Linked DNA regions of Mus musculus: region 2 is linked to region 1. Evidence: chromatin loops called from intact Hi-C (ENCODE). Cell type or tissue: heart. All regions are shown on one strand.

What was found. A loop is a pair of places that touch in the nucleus more often than their neighbours do. Peaks named below come from ENCODE experiments on the same cell type or tissue, not always from the same donor. Only the 100,000 strongest peaks of a DNase experiment are listed, where the experiment ranks them.
Region 2: it touches region 1 in a loop (7-fold over the local background); 27 of 42 quality-filtered maps call a loop at or near these places.

The regions. Positions count from the first base shown.
Region 1 is chr10:62,238,544-62,246,543 of GRCm38, reverse strand. No RefSeq gene overlaps it. Among named protein-coding and RNA genes, the nearest start is that of Tacr2, 9.9 kb to the left of the region's middle. In heart, CTCF peaks have their summits at 3,201, 3,406 (motif pointing right) and 5,932 (motif pointing right); a DNase peak (open chromatin) is centred at 7,063; H3K27ac peaks cover 471 bases; H3K27me3 peaks cover 525 bases.
Region 2 is chr10:62,100,839-62,108,838 of GRCm38, reverse strand. It overlaps Fam241b (family with sequence similarity 241, member B), which reads left to right. Exons shown (of 4, transcript NM_027251.4): 4 at 1-1,183. Among named protein-coding and RNA genes, the nearest start is that of Fam241b, 6.2 kb to the left of the region's middle. In heart, CTCF peaks have their summits at 3,487 (motif pointing left) and 6,552 (motif pointing right); no DNase peak of the experiment used is centred here; H3K27me3 peaks cover 5,805 bases.

The DNA.
Region 1 (8,000 bases):
CTCTCCCCTCCCCCTCCTCCCCCTCCCCTCCCCTTCCCACTCCCCCTCCTCCCCTCCCCCTCCTCCCCTCTTCCCCTCCCCCTCCTCCCCCTCCTCCTCCAGATTGTACCAACTCAAACCATTTTGCCCAATGGCCTTCTTGCCATTGCGGTTTTGGCTTTGGTGGTGCAGGGGCGAAGGGAGGCCCCTATGGATGCTGTGTAAGCCCCACCCCCGGGCTGTGTTTCCAGTCCTTTTAATTTTTGCATTAATTTTTTTTATTGCATTTCTTTGTTTTGTGTTTGGGGGCTGTGCTGTGTGTGCAGAAGTCAGAGGCTAACTTTTGGGACTCCAGTTCTCTCTTTCTACTAGTTTGACCTGGAAATCAAACTCAAGTCATCGGGCTTAACAGCAAATACTCCAGAGCCATTCTGACTGCCCCATCTATTTTTATATTCTTTGTATGTTCATGTGCGTGCACCTTGTGTGGAGGAGGCACCCAGTGCCTTTCCTAAGGAACTGTCCACTGGGTTTTGGTAAGAAACCAGGATTCTCACTGGGACCTGTTTGGTCCTGCCAACTGGGCTACGCTAGCTGGCCAGCAAGCCTTAGGGACCCCATAGCCTTTGCCCTCTAAGCACTGGGGTTACAAGCATGCCCCCTCCCAAACCTAGCTTTTTACCTCCATCCGGTGGAATTAACTCCTTGTGCTTGGGCAGTGAACTTTGATTCTTACATTTCTACAGACTAAGGTACCTTCCTAGCTCCGCATCAAAAACAAATCGATTTGAGACAGGGTCTCACTAAGTTGCCTAGGGCTGCCTTTGAACTTGTGATCCTCCTGCCTCAGCCCCTGAAGTAACTGGAATTACAGTTAGGCATCACCAGGTCCAGTTCAAATGGCGTTCTTGACCACTGACATTGACCTAAGAGTGGCCTACACAAGATCTTGTAAATCAGTGGTCCTCAGCCTTCCTAATGCTGCGACCCTTTAATGAAGTTTCTCCTGTTGTGGTGACCCCTCAACTATAAAATTCTTTTTGTTGTAATATAACTATCTGTGTTTTCTAATGGTCTTAGGTGACCCCCATGAAAGAACCATTCAACCACACCAAAGGGGTTGAGACCTACAGATTGAGAACCGCTGACTTAAATTTTTACTGACCTTATAGGAAGGGAGCACAGGCTAGCCCCATCTTGGCTGGACTGTATGGGAAATTATACCAGAGTGGCCCTCACAGTACACATTTGGGTTCCTTGGGCGGGTCTGAAATGACCTCTTGAAGCTGGGAGCCTAGAAGTGCCTCCTGACACCTAAGAGACAGTGAGGAATGAAAGTGTTGTGTGTCTTTAGCTCATATCAAATCCCATCTAATCCCTGCCATATTTGTTATAACTATAACTATATATATGCATATATATACACATGTACATATATACACATATACATTATATATGTATGTATATATATATATATATATGTGTGTGTGTGTGTGTGTGTGTGTGTGTGTGTGTGTGTGTGTGTGTATTTTTTTAAACCCATATCCATTCCTTCTCCACCCAGGCCAGCCTTGGCAACTGTGAGACCTGGCCTCAAACACACAGTTCCTTTCTGAGCCTTGAAATCCTCTCCCTGGACTATACCCAGGAGCTGTGACTGTCACCTCTATGACACGCTAGCCTACTGTCTATGGTCAAAGATGGGTCTGTGTCTTTTTATTTTGTGTGTCTGTGGCAGGTTGGGGGATACATATGCATTGTGGGTGCTTCTTGAAACCAGAACAAGGCATCAGATCCCTTGGAACTGGAGTTACAGACAGTTGTAAGCCACCACGTGGTGCTGGGAATAGAACCTAGGTCCTCTGAAAGAGCAGCCTATGATCTTAAGCACAGAGCCATCTCTCCAGTCTGTATACTTTAATTTTTGACGCTGTGTCTCTTACTGAGCCTGGAGCTCATCAATTTGGTTGGTGGGCCAATGGATTTTTGTCTCTGCTCTCCCATCCTCCGCCCAGGAGTTAGAGGTGTACATAGCCACCGTCTGCCTTGTATGTGGTTTCTGGGAGTCCTCATGATTGCACCACAGCCCCTCTACTATCGACTGAGCCCCTCTACTGACTTAGATCGCTTAAAACCTACTTTAATAAGGGTTCTTAAATGCTTCAACCTCCCTTCTAGCCAACACCCTCCAGAAGTAGTGGGAAAGAAAGGTTAATAGGGCAAAGGGGGATGTGGACCTGTTTAGAAATAGTTCTTTGGGAGCTATTCCAGTCTTCGTTGTCAGCAGTCCAACATGACTCAGCAAAACACCAACATGACTCAGCAGCTGAGTCCAGCCCGCTCGGCCATCACCACTCACAAATCAGCAACAGCGGTTCGATCCGGCAATCAGCCCATGTCTAAGGAAGCTCAAGAAGCCACCAGTATATCATGAGAAGTTCTTTGGCAAGTTACTCTCTAAGAAGTCACGACAAGTGAAGATCAGCAATGCTATGCAAGGAGAACCAACACGTGTGGGTCACCAACTAGTAAGGTAGAGCAAGGCGAACCAATGCCAGAGACTCCCCCCACTGTCTGTAGGGTCACATTCATATTCTTTCCAAACATCGTGCATCCTCTCAGATGTCTGCTTCACCAAGACATTCTCTCACCTGTGTCTGCTTCAGCAAAGCATCCTTTCACCTGTCTGCCCGGGCAAAACATCATATGAAGTAACTGAGTTTCCAAAGAACCCAGAAATTTCCACTTCACTCCCCAGCCCATCCATGTTGAGGAAAATTAGATGAGCTGTCCAAGGTGGGATAGTCAAAGCCTCACACAGCCTTTCTCTCTTCCCACTGGCTTCTCTGAGACTGGGAGTTCCTCTTGAATGTCCCAAGAGTAGGAAGTCTGCCCACAGACACTACCTACGCATGCACCACTTAGTCCTTAGATACTAACGGATGCCACAACCTCCAGAAAGCCTTCAGGGACTTCCTGTTGGCCACTCAGTAGCCCTTGCATATGCCCCCCCCCCCCCAAACTGTCCTTTATCTCCTGTGTGAGGGACACAGACGTTCAGTCTTGTAACTCTACTGTGGCCGCTAATAAAGAAAGACACAAAGTTATTCAGAGTTCCCCAGCTGAGCCAGAAGGCTGAGGTTCAGGCAAGGCATGCACTGGCGGAGCCTGGACTGGAACTCAGGCCTCCGCTCTCTGTATTATCTTTCAGGGTTTCCGGCTTGACCCAGAGAGTGCTGCGGAGACCCTTAATCACTGTTGCAGCCCCCTCTTCCTATCCCTGATTCTCCCTTTCACCCTCTTCCCCACCGGTGCCTCCGTGCCTCCCCCCCCCCGCCCGCCCCCCTTCCTGGGCTCAGCCTCCTCTGTCTCCTGTAAAGATTTGGAACTGTACCCTCAATCTCTGTAATACACAGATCGTGCCACTAGAGGGAAGACACAGAACATGAATCGGGATAAAAGGTGTGCGCTACCACATCTGGACCTGTGACTAAAGGGCTTTGAGAAACCTCTCCGTTAGCAGATTGTGGCAGGAGAGGTGGTGGAGGTTGTGGCTGTGGCTGTGGCTGTGGCTGTGACTGTGGCTGTGGCTGTGGCTGTGGCTGTGGCTGTGGCCGTGGCCGTGGCTGCGGCTGCGGCTGCGGCAGTCAAGACTGTTCACCCAGCCAAATCTCCTTGTACTGCTAATAAGCACCAGGCATCTCTACAGTGGGGCTATCTCAAGCATACCATGCTCCCCTGTGTTTGAAATCATCAGCATCTCCACCCAGCTGCCTAAGCTTAAAGTCAGGGTACCCTCAGCTTCAGCTTCCCCCTCTCTCGGTCTCTCCACTCTGCGTGGCTCCTGTTCGTGCAGCAGTTTATATTTTAGCCCTCCAACCTCTCTCCGCGGCCACTCTTGTGCCCTAACGAGGCCAAGTGGCTCTTGAACTCTGCAGTTGGAATGAGGTGGGGCGCTTCAAAAACTTCAGACGCCCATCAACACACACCTGAAACCAACAGAGTGGGGGTGCCTGGGGCAGGCGCCAGGTGCAGGGCTTTTGAAAGAGCCCCACCCAGATGGCTGCAGCGGGAGGCCAAATTTAGACACAACCCTGAGACCAGACTCTCTCAATGTGTTTACACCTGGGATGCTCCAGCCCATCTGTCAGACCATTGTGTAACATGACTGCTTTTCCTAGAATTCAAAAGAATTATCTGAAGGCTCGCACTGCCTACACACTCACTCTCTGGTCCTGCTTTCCTCAACAGATGCCCTGCAGTTTCTGTCCACGACAGCTTGAGCACAGCAGCTTTTCACTGGTAGAGGTTACTTTCAAAACAAAGATTTAATACCGGGCATGGTAGCGCACACCTTTCAGCCCAGCACTCTGGAGGCAGAGGCAGGCAGCTCTCTGAGGCCAGTCTGGTCTACAGAGTGAGTTCCAGGATAACCAGGGCTACACAGTGAGACAGACCATGGGTAAGGGGGTGGGGAGACCCTTCCTTCTGGTGCACATCTTTGCCCCCAGCACTCAGGAGGCGGAAGCAGGCGGATCTCTGTGAGTGTCAGGCCAGACGAGGGTACACAGTGAGGTCCCGCTGTGTATGGTTATGTGCGTGTGTGTGCAGGTGCCCTCAGAAGCCAGAGGCTTTGGATCGCTCTGCAGCTGGAGTTGCACGACTGTTGGGAACTGAACTCAGGACCTCAGCAAGAGCAGGGAGTGTCCTTAACTGCTGAGCTGTCTCTGCAGCCGCAGAGGTAGGCTGTAATTCCTTGAACTTTGTTCAAAGTTGTGACTGTTTTGTAGGTCATCGGTTTAGAGCAGCGGTTCTCAACCTGTGGGTTTCAGCCCCTTTGGGGGATCACCGAATACCTTCTGCATACCAGATGTCTACATTTCAATTTGTACCCAGCAAAACTACAGTTATGAGGTAGCAACAAAAATAATTTTATGGATGGGGTCACCACAACATGAGGAGCTGCATTAAGAAGGTTGAGAATCACTGGTTTAGGGGGGTTCCCATAGCAACACATTATTTTCTTTTTGTGTGGATTTAACTGTCAACACCTCTGTTGTTAGAAGCCATTTTGTACTGTTTTCTACTTGGAATTTCCAAACTCTGGCTCATAACAACCCAAAACACTCCAGCTACAGAGAACACTGCAATGGTTAGGGGTTTTGTTTAGTTTTTTTGTTTGTTTGTCTTTTTGTTTTTGGTTTTTTGGTTTTGTGAGTCAGAGTCTCATTGTGTAGCCCAGGCTACCCTCACAAACTTTTTCTTCCTGAGTCAGGATCTCAAGTGGCCTAAACATGCTAGGTAGCCAAGGATGACCTTAAATTCTTGATCCTCCTGCCTCAGCCTTGGCTAGGATTGCAAACATGCCATACCATACTTGGTCTCTGCCCTGATTTTTGTTTGGTCCAGGACCTTTCTGGAGAGTTCTTCTTGGGTTACAGGGTTCTGTCTGAGGTGTCGAATTTCGGTGAACCAGATTGTGGTAATACACAGACTCTTACATGCAAATCAGTTCCTCTCCATTCCTGGTGCTTCTCTGATGTCCACGTTTGAATTAAAAATGAAATACTTGTTTGGCCAGCACTCATTTCTCCAGGGACCTGGCTCTTCCCACTAGAAGAGAGCAGAGTTTTAAAAATAGTTATAATAAAGAACTTGCAAAAAAAAAAAAATCACACACCAAATTCAACCAACCCAAAGTTTGTCAGTGAACTTCTAACTAGTGTGAAGCTATGAAGCTTCACACTGGATTCACACTGTCACTATGGGATATATTTTAGGCACTTATCTACCACAATATGAAAAATCCACGACAGAATTGAAACTAAAGAACAGAAACAACAACAGAAACCCAATGAGCTTTTATTAACTTTTTTTTGTCTTTTTAAAAGATTTATTTATTTTCTTTAGGTATGTGAGTACACTGTCGCTCTCCTCAGACACACCAGAAGAGGGCATCTGACCCCATTACAGATGGTTGTTAGACCTGCAGCAAGCATCCTAACCACTTGAGCAGTCATGTTAACTCCAGACCAAGGCAAACTTCTCAGTACTGACTGCCCCCACTGGACTCCAGGTCACCAGCAAGAAACAGGAACCCTTCTGCCCTGAAGACCTCACACCTTCCCTCCTTGGTCTTGCCCTTGGAGTGCAGGTGGGGAACAGATGTTCTTAGACTCAGTTGTCCCTCGGATCCAGGTTTGATCCTCCTGGCAGGGGATGAGGGATAAGGGGCACGTGCATCCCAGACGCAATCATGGAAACAGGCAGGATCCATTTGAGACAAATTTGTAAAAGTTACACTTCTGTTCAGAGTTGGACATTTCTGTGTCAGTGGGCATTGTGCGGCGTCCAGATGTGACCTCCATGCAGGCAGGCTGCCCCTGGCCTGGACTTCTCCAGAGGCTGTCAGTGTTGCTTACACTGAATTATGTTGATGGCCCAGTCGTGATACTTTGTATCCCCATACTTGGGAGGCTAAGCCAAGAGGGTTATGAGGGGCAGCCTGGGTTATAGAATTTATATGTATGTGTATATATATATATATATATGTATATATGTGTGTATACATATATACATATATATATATACATACACACACATATATATTAGACACACACATATATATATTTACACATATATGTATACACACACATATATACATATATATATATACATACACATATGGTTATACATATATACATAATGAAATACATACATACACATACATATATGAATATACATATAATGAATATATACATATATACATAATGAAATATATGTTTATTTTTGTACACATACATATGAGTATAATATAAATAATGAATATATATACATATATAATGAAGTACATATATATACACATACTTATATAAATATACACATATAATGCATATATACATGTATATATAATGAAATACGTGTGTGTATGTGTGTATATAGGTACTTATCTGTCATCTCATCTCAGCACTTGGGAGGCAAAAGCAGCCAGCTCAGTCACATGATGAATTTGATGCTAGCCTGGTTTATCCAACCGTGTCTGAAAAAAGAAACACAGGGCACTGCCAAGACGGCTCAGTGGCTAATGGTGCATGCCGCCAGCCAAGCATAACCACCTGAATGGTGAAAGGAGAGAGCCTCTTCCTGCAAGGTGCCCTCTGACCTCCACACTTGGGCTACGGCAGCCTGTGCACACATACATAATAAGTAAATGCAATTTAAAAAATAGTTTGTATCTCAGCTGGGTGGTGGTGGCACGAACCTTTAACCCCAGCACTTGGGAGGCAGTGGATCTCCAAGTTCAAGGCCAGCCTGGTCTACAGGGCATGTTCCAGGCCAGTCAGGACTCAGAGGGAAAACCTGTCTTGAAAAACAAAACAAACAAGAAATTGTGTCTCATGGAAAGGGTGCATTTGTTTCCTGCAACTTTTTAACCTAGTAACATCATTACCATTTTGATGTTTGTACAATGGCAAAACTGCCCAGTGAGTTCATTTCTCTGGGCCCTATCCCTAAGGCTTGGATAAGGACACCCTGAGCCTTATTTACCATAGAAGACCTACCTGTCTGGTATTTAATGTGAGCCAGTTCAGTGCTTAAGAAAGCATACACTCTTATTGCCTAGGGCCAGCCACAGCTCTAGAGGAGACACACCACTCATTTTTGGTTTCCATGGACACTGCATTCACATGCAGAAGCCACACACAGACATCCACATATGCATATCATTTTTAAAAAGAAAAATAAAATCCTCTTCTTTAATATGAGTCACATTGGTGTGACGGTGCGCATCTATTGCCTTATCTACGATGACAGCCAGGGTAGGAGGAAGCCTGGATAGCAACACAAGTGTTTGTTGGTTTGTTTGTTTGGTTTGGTTTGGTTTGGTTTGGTTTGGTTTGGTTCTGTGAAAGTGTAAAATTGGAGGGAGACTTGCTCTTTTACCAGAGGAAATCAACAATGCTCTCCAAGTCCGCTGCTTTTACTTAGCATGTAGCTCATGGCTCTCTGAAACACTAAAT
Region 2 (8,000 bases), 140 kb after region 1:
TGAGGGCGGGAGTGTTCAGTAGGATTGACTGGACTGGGCTTTGGTGCGACATCATGCACAGGGGGAGGGAGCTTGGGTGGGCTCAGAAGGTGTGATGGGCATGAGACCGGCTTTGTAGATTTTTCTCCCGCTGCAGGAGGCAGAGGGACTCTCTGGGCCAGCATTGCTGAAAAAGAGAGTCCTGTGGTTTCCTGGAATGTTTTTAGGGGGCATAGGGCTTCCGCTAAAAAGCACAAGCAGGAATAAGAAAGGCTTAGTATGTTGTATTCTCCCAGAACACAAATCTTCTACCAGGCGCAAACCCGGAGCTGAGAGCAGCTGGGAACTGTCCAGAGTTTTATAGCAATCCTTCATTTTAATGGTGTCCTTTTTTTATTGGCTGATTTTATGTATAAGGAAGGATATTGACATTCTATTTATCATGATCTTTCCTTTTCTTTGGGTTTTCCAAGACAGAGGAGTCTCACTGTGTAGCCTTGGCTGGCCTGGAACTCACCATGGAGACCAGGTCGGCCTCCAGCTCACAGAGATCCTCCTGTGTCTTCCTCCCAAGTGTTGGGACCAAAGGTGTGTGATACTGTGCCCAGCTATTGTGATATTTTCAATAAATAAATTGGAGTCCCTTTTAAGAAGCCGGTGAATGACTGACTCACGGCTGCCCTGCCTGAAGAAGCTGGTGGGGTGGCTGGGTTTGGAGAAGAGGTGATAGGGCCTTTGACCTTGTGATGTCGGGGATTTTTCTCAGACAGGGTGCTGGGAGGTGAGGTACAGGCTTGGACCCCTTGCCTAGTGCTGTGGGGAGCTCTAGGCACCCCAATACTCTGAACCCCAAGGTCAGCTTTTGGGGTGGGGGTAGAGTCCTTAGGATGACTGGGGGCGGAGTGTGTAAGGAGTGAAAGAATGGAGTGTATTGAATGTCTGAGGTCTGTCTTGCTCAGGGGCTCAACCCAGGGGCTGCTCAGGTTCGTTCGTCCAGCCATCAGCAGCTCTCAGAAGTCCTGGCCATAGTGAGCTCTCCTTAGCAGGTCTCAGGACCAGGGAGCCCTGATTTCCTGACAGGAGACATGGGTTTGGCTGGTGCTCTCTCTCTCTCTCTCTGCAGTCGTGGTTGTCCTAGAACTCACTCTGTAGACTGGCTGGCCTGGAGGTCCCAGCGCCTGGATTAAAGGCATGTGCCACCACCACCCTGCAGATCTTGAATTCGAGTCTTCACCGGAGACTGCCTGAGAGAGGCAGTAGGTGGGTGGCCTTTCAGGTCTGGTGGGCTCAGGGTGATGGCTCCAGGAGAATGAAGCCTGAAGACCCAGCCTGCCTTGGTACCAGCAACCTCCCCCTCCCAGGTCCCTGAGGGTAACTGTGTGTGGCCAGGGGTGGCTGACGACTGCAGATGCTATTCTCTTCTCCTGACCTTGCTCTTCTGATTGAAACAACCTCCCTCAGGCCATGTGCCTGTCCACTGCTCCCTGGGGCTGGGATCCTCTGTCAGGGTGGATCCCTCACCAAAGGTTTCCTGAGTCTTCTGCGCATGACAGGAGGGGACATGGGCGCATTCTTGGTGGAAAAGGAGTGTAGCTGTCAGCTGCTCGCGATCTCAGCTGTTCACAGTGACATCTCACACCCTCGCAGGTCGGCCTGCTCCCTTCCCCAGCCACAATAGACTGCCTGCCCCCATCCTGCTCCCCAGAGCCATCTTGTTTCTCAGGGTCCTCTTTCAGTCTGCGGGACTTGTTTCATGCATGGAATACCTTAAGGGATGCGAATTAGGGTCCTCATGTAACACACTGGAGCGTCACAGTTGAAAGGGGCCTTTGTGGAAACGCAGTCTCCTTTTCTAAAGTCAAAGAGTCCACACCCTGTGAAGAGAATCCATGTGTCATTGAAGACAGTGAGCAGGCTTTCAGGTTCCGAAGAGAGACCCAGAGGCAGCAAGGTCTCACCTGGAAGTGAGCAAGGCGGCCACGGCAGACCTACTGCAGTTAGGACACAGGGCAAAGGGAATTGGGGCTGTGTCCTGACTCTGTGTCCTTGGCCTCTGGGTTCATTGACACTGCTCTGTTTGATTCTTCAACCATAGGTCTGAAAGTGCTAAGACGACCTGATCCAATCCAGGCAGAGGTGCCCGGCCCTGCCCTTGGAAGGGTGGCCTGTGTGGTCCAGGGCTTAGAGAGCCCAGGCTGGCTTTGAATTTGCAATGCTCTTGCTTCAGCCTCCCAAGTAGCAGGGATTATAGGCATGCGATGCTGTGACAGTGCTATTATCATTGTTTTATTATTTGGGGATTGAGCCCAGGGCCTTGGCACGTGCTAGGCACACACACCTCTGAGCTACACCTACAATCCCCTTTCTGACTTTCATTTTATTTACTTTTCATAAGTTGTCCACTCTGGCTTTGAACTCACGCTGTAGTACAAGTGGGCCTTGAACTTAGGAGCCACCTCCCTCAACTTCTCAAGGAAATAGGAATACAAATTTATACCACCTGGGCCAGTTTCTTAGAATTTATGCCAATGTGAACAGACATGAATATTTGAACGTGTAGGTTTTTTTTTCATTTACTATATATACTAATTTATTTTATGTATGAGTGCTCTATCTGTATGTACATGTGCATACCAGAAGAGAGCATCAGATCACATTGCAGATGGTTGTGAGCCACCATGTGGTTGCTGGGAATTGAACTCAGACAGTGCTCCTAACTACTGAACCACCTCTCCAGCACCGAATTTTTCGTTTTTATATATCACAATAAGCTAAACACATTTCCCTTCTTTAGTTCTTGGCTATCTGGGCACATTTTATGGTCAAGAATTTCATTCCATGGGATTTTAGTATGGGGTGAGTTGTGGTCCTTTTTTTTTTACCTCAGCCATGTGGGGTACTATCACATAGACCCCCAAAAGAACCATAACCCCAAACTGGGTGTAGGTCATAGTGGAAATGCCTGCTTCTGGGTGTGTAACTCAGCAGGGTATAAACTTGGTCCTTGGCCCTGAGCTTCACAAACATTCTGGAAACACCTGTGTGCCAGCAAAAGCTGAGGGAAACAGCCGGAGTGCTTGGTTCTCAATTGGGTATCCTGTAGTCAGATACTTACATTACAATTCATAACAGTAGCAACATTACAGTTATAAAGTAGCAACGAAAATAATTTGATGATGATGGGGGGTGTCATCACCACACGAACCGTATTAAAGGGTCAGCATTAGGATGGTCACCTTCACCATATCAGCTGTCAAGTGCAAATATATTGGCCTGGCCTGTTCTTGCCCATAGCAGAGCTTAGTAGGTGGTTACCCATTTGGCACAGCCAGTGTCTGTCTGTCTTCCTCTGCCACCTTGTTTGATGAGCATCAGGGTTAAGGTGAAGGGAAGCCATGAGATAGAAAAAAAAAAAAAAATGTGCTTTTATATCTGTACCCACCTGGGAGAGACACAGGCTTGCCTTGTAAACCTGTGTTTTGAAAGTTGTCTCATCGCGCCACCTGGTGGAAAGTCTGCACAGGAGCATGGCTTCCTTCCAGGGAGATACTTGGAGGCGAGCACCTACAGTTTTATTCTAATCCACACTTAACTGTGGCTTCACCCTGGTCTGAGTCTAGCGTCAGGGAGAGTTACAAGCCTCCTGTCATTTTATCAAAGTGGACCTTTCCCTTTTCACCAGTGGGATGCAGGCTTAGGAGAGGAAGTCAGACTGGCTACTAAGATGCTCTCTTGGGTGTATGGTCTCCTCTCTACCCCTCAGTACAGGAAACCTGAAGCTGGCGTGCCTGGGGACCGCTGGGGGAGGATGAGTCATGGCTTCTCTTAGTGCCATTTCACAGCCTTGGTTATTTCTAGTCCACATTTCTGGTGACACATGAAGTGGCCCAGTGGGGGTCGGGGAGACTTGGTCCCTTTCTAGGGCTGTGTGCTCTGTAAGTAGGGGTGGCCAAACATCTAGCCCAGAACATCCAGAAATTGTCCACCAGCCCCTTTCAGCCCCTCCTAGCTTTGCTCAAGAGTGTGGTGCTCTATGGTTTTTTTTTTTTTAAATCAATGTGACACATGACATGGCTGTCATTTCTCCCAGGGTGCCAGTGACTTAGTGTTTGTCAGGCAGATCTGTTGCATCTCTGGGCAGGCGTGTCTCAGGTGCCCTGTCTGAGTGGGGGAGAGTGGATTACCTACAGCCATTGCTGGGCCCAGTAAGAAGTGTGTAGGTAGAGTCTGGGTTGAGGCATAGTGGCACAGAGAAGTGGTTTAAATCTGACCACAGCCTAAGGGACTCCAACGAAAGCTGCCGACGGTGTTAGGAATATTTAAAGTTCAAATTGCTTTTAAAATTCCAGTGTGTGTGTGTGGTGGGGGGAGGAAAATGTCTAAATCTGGTTACTACCTGTAGGGTATGGCTGTCAAGAAATTGGCCTGGGGTTGGAGAAACATCTCAGGCAGGCAACTGCTTTTCAAACATGAGGAGTTGGGTTTGATTCCCAGAACCTGCCCTCTCCGATATGTATGTACGCAAAGCCAGGCGTGGTGATACGTTTGTGATCCTGTGGTGGGAGGCAGAGACGGACATATACCTGGGGCTCACTGGCCAGTCAGCTTAGCCTCCTTGGCAAGTTCCAGACTAGTGAGAGACTCTGTCTCAAAAAACAAACAAACAAACCAGATTTGTGTCCATCTGCATCAGTCTGTGGGCATGCACGATTGTGCAGACACAACCCATTGTCATCGCCCCTTTAGTACACTAAGATGCAAAGGTCCCACAGAGCTTGCCTGGCCATCTCAATCAGTCAGAGGTAGAATTCAAGCCTGATCCTTTGGTCACTGACCCTGAAGTCTTTGAGTGGCATAGTCCTGGTTAGCCGGGGGCTGGACTTGAGGAGTCTCTGGTGTGGAGGCTGGGCCTCCTGGCTTTGAGTCCTTTCTCTCAGGCCTGTCTTTAACTGCTGACTCTAGAGCTGTGTCTGCAGATGGCCCTAAAGATTGGTCCCAGCTTGTCACCCCGGATTCATCTCTAACCTGCTTTATTCAGCAAGACTTCTGTCTCCTGCCAATTCCTTCCACTCAAGTGAATTTAACCAAAACCTGCCCAGACTCCTCTGACCCAGGTTCCTATTGGCTAATGGGGAGACAGCCTGTTCCTTACTAATTCTAGGCATGTGATTCAGAGGGTTTGGAGGGCAGAGAAGCAATTAGGTAACTGAAGTTCTTAAAACAGAATAAATGGCCCCTCAGTCTTCATAAAAGCCAAGAGCAGACAATACAGTTCTCAAGAATGATGGCCACCCCAGCGTTGCCTCAGAATCCACAATAGCTGCAAAGCACCAGCCATCACACCCTTATTTCCAGCATGTAGGAAGAGAGCCAAAGATAATTCTCTGACCACTCAGGTTCACTCCTTCTTGTCATATGGTCCTTCAGCAGCTTTGCTGTGAGTCTGTCAGTTTGATGTCTGTCCATCTCCTGACTCTCTTTTAGACCAGAAGCTCTGTGGGTTATTGCATCCAAACTACCTTTCCCGTCATTCTAGCCCTGCTGTCTGGTACAGTGCTTTGCATACAGCAAGTGCTCAGTAGGATTACAGGTGGAGGGAACAGCCAGGAGCCTGCTGTATACACGCTCTTGATAGGGCAAGAAGTTGGAAGATCGTCTAGATTAAGGGAGCATCATGATGAATGTGTTGCTGTGGACCAGGCTTCATCCTGGAAAGATGGAGCGTGAGAGCTTAATTTCCAGCAGACCCTGAGAGGTAGACCTGGCTGTGCCAGTGGGAAAACAGGACAAGGATGTTGTCACGCCAGACGGGAAAGCTGGGCTGTGAGCTTAGCTGCCCAGACTAAGGTCTACCATCCCCACCCACCAAACTGGTCTAGCACTAATCTCCCGATAGCCAGCTTCAGGAAGGGCCTGCATCTCTGCATTCTGAGTGGCTGTTCACTGTGGAGACCTTCCTGTGTCAAAGGGTGAAGAGGCCAGTCCCCACAGTGCCTTGTGGGTAGCTCTGGTTCCCAGCTATGCTCCTCTGATATATGTCTAGGAGCCCTGGGATCCTCTCCACATCAGAGGAGGGCAGGCTAGCTGCAGTGGACTGTCTCAGGCTTGATTGCACAGTAGTATTGTTGGGCCTAGCTCCTGCTTCTTGGCCAGTGGAGGTGGTGGGCCCTCTTGCACCAGGTTGCCTTAAATCACGTAGATGCTGAGAGACACATGGCACTGTATTTCTGGGGTGTTCTCCTTCCTCAGATTTGATGGAACTGTCCTCTGCAGGACAGGATAATGCTTGCTGTGTAAGCTGTCAAGAACCCCAATGGGGGAATTTCATACAAATTCCTTATCATGGACATGCATTGTAGCCCAGGGATGCCAATGGTTGGCTGAGGTCACATGGCCAACTGATGATCTGGGCAGGCTGTGTTCTGTGGTTCGTTCTATCACAGGACTCATATGGTCCCCAGGACACCAGAGGGTGATTAGAGATGGATCCTAGTCTCCCACCTGCTTGAAGAGATAGATTTGTCAGAGGCACAGTTGGGAGAGACCACTAGTCACTGCTGCCTTGCTTCCAGAGACCACCAGCAGGTGGTGCTACTTAGCTTCTAGGAAGAAAAGGACCAGCCAACGTGTCTGAGAGTAATTGGAGCCAGAGGCAGGCTTTGCGGGTGAGCTCGCACCCTGTGCTTGAGCACCCAGGGTCAACGGAGGACCTGAGGGACCCAGCTAGGCTTGTTCTGATTCCAAATCCTTCTGAATTTATCATCGATGGAGCAGCACTAGAGAATTACTCATGCTGAGTGAGTGACCTAGAGAGATGGAATACATCCATAAAGACTTTCAATATGGTGGCACCTTGCTACAACTGCTCATCCTTCTGGGCTTTAGGCCAGTTTCTTTATCTGTTTCATCTCAGCTCCTGGCCCATTCCCTCATATAGCTTCAGAGAGATGGCCTAGAGCCTGGCCTGGATCGAGATATTCTCTCTCTCTCTCTCTCTCTCTCTCTCTCTCTCTCTCTCTCTCTCTCCAACCCTCTCCCTCTTTCCTTTTCTCCTCCTCCCACACCTTTCTTTACTCTAGTCTCCAGGGACCCTGCAGGTCTAGCTCCACCCCCATTACCTCATCTGCAATGTGGCAAACCAATACCAATGGGTTTCTAGGATGTGGTTTCCATGGTGACCATGCATCTCCTGCCTCCTGGTGTTCAGCCCTGGGCAGGTTGCCTTGGAGATTCTCACCTCATTGAGAAGTGATTTGTGGCTTTTTTTTTTTTTTTTTCTATATTTCAGCAGCTTCTATTTAGGGACAATGGAGCCCAAATGGTTCTTTCTCAATCATAGTAAACCAGGATGCCTCTCCCAGAGCATTTTCCCAGCCATGATGTCCCAATGTGTTTTGTTAAAACAAGGTTTCCCTGCAAACATCCCCCTCTTATGCTGTCACTGTAGTTTTAGGATCGGAGCTTGTACACTGGCAGCCCTAAGGAGCTAGGCTTAGCCACCCATCCTCCATAGATCGATTACAGAGATAAGTACCAATGGAAGTGGAGAGAAGAGATGCACACAATACGGCCACCCTGAAAGGAAACAGACAAAGAGGTCCTGTGACCCTCAAGTCCACACTTGAAGCAATAACATGTTGTTTCAGTTTAACTAAAGCACTAGAGGTGTGCATAGTGGAGTGACCCTGGCCAGGGCATGTGGTCCGTCCCATCACCCTTGTTTCTGCTCCAAGTCTTTTCTGCAAGGTGGGCAGACAAGCAGTCAGAGTCGTGATCAATTGCTGGTGATGGCCAGGTTCCTCCTCTGGCTACATCACACTTCAGTCTTTTCCTTCTACCGGTGTGAAGTTCCCCGGGGTCAGTGGTTTGAATAATAGTCTACCAGCCAAGGGAGGGACACCATCTCTCTTCCCAGTATCTTTGTTCTGCCAAGGGTTTGTGCAACATCATGCACAAAGCACTTCGGCAGCCCCAGGTGGGTGGTCACAGAGAAATGTGTCAAAATGGACCTACTTTCCTTC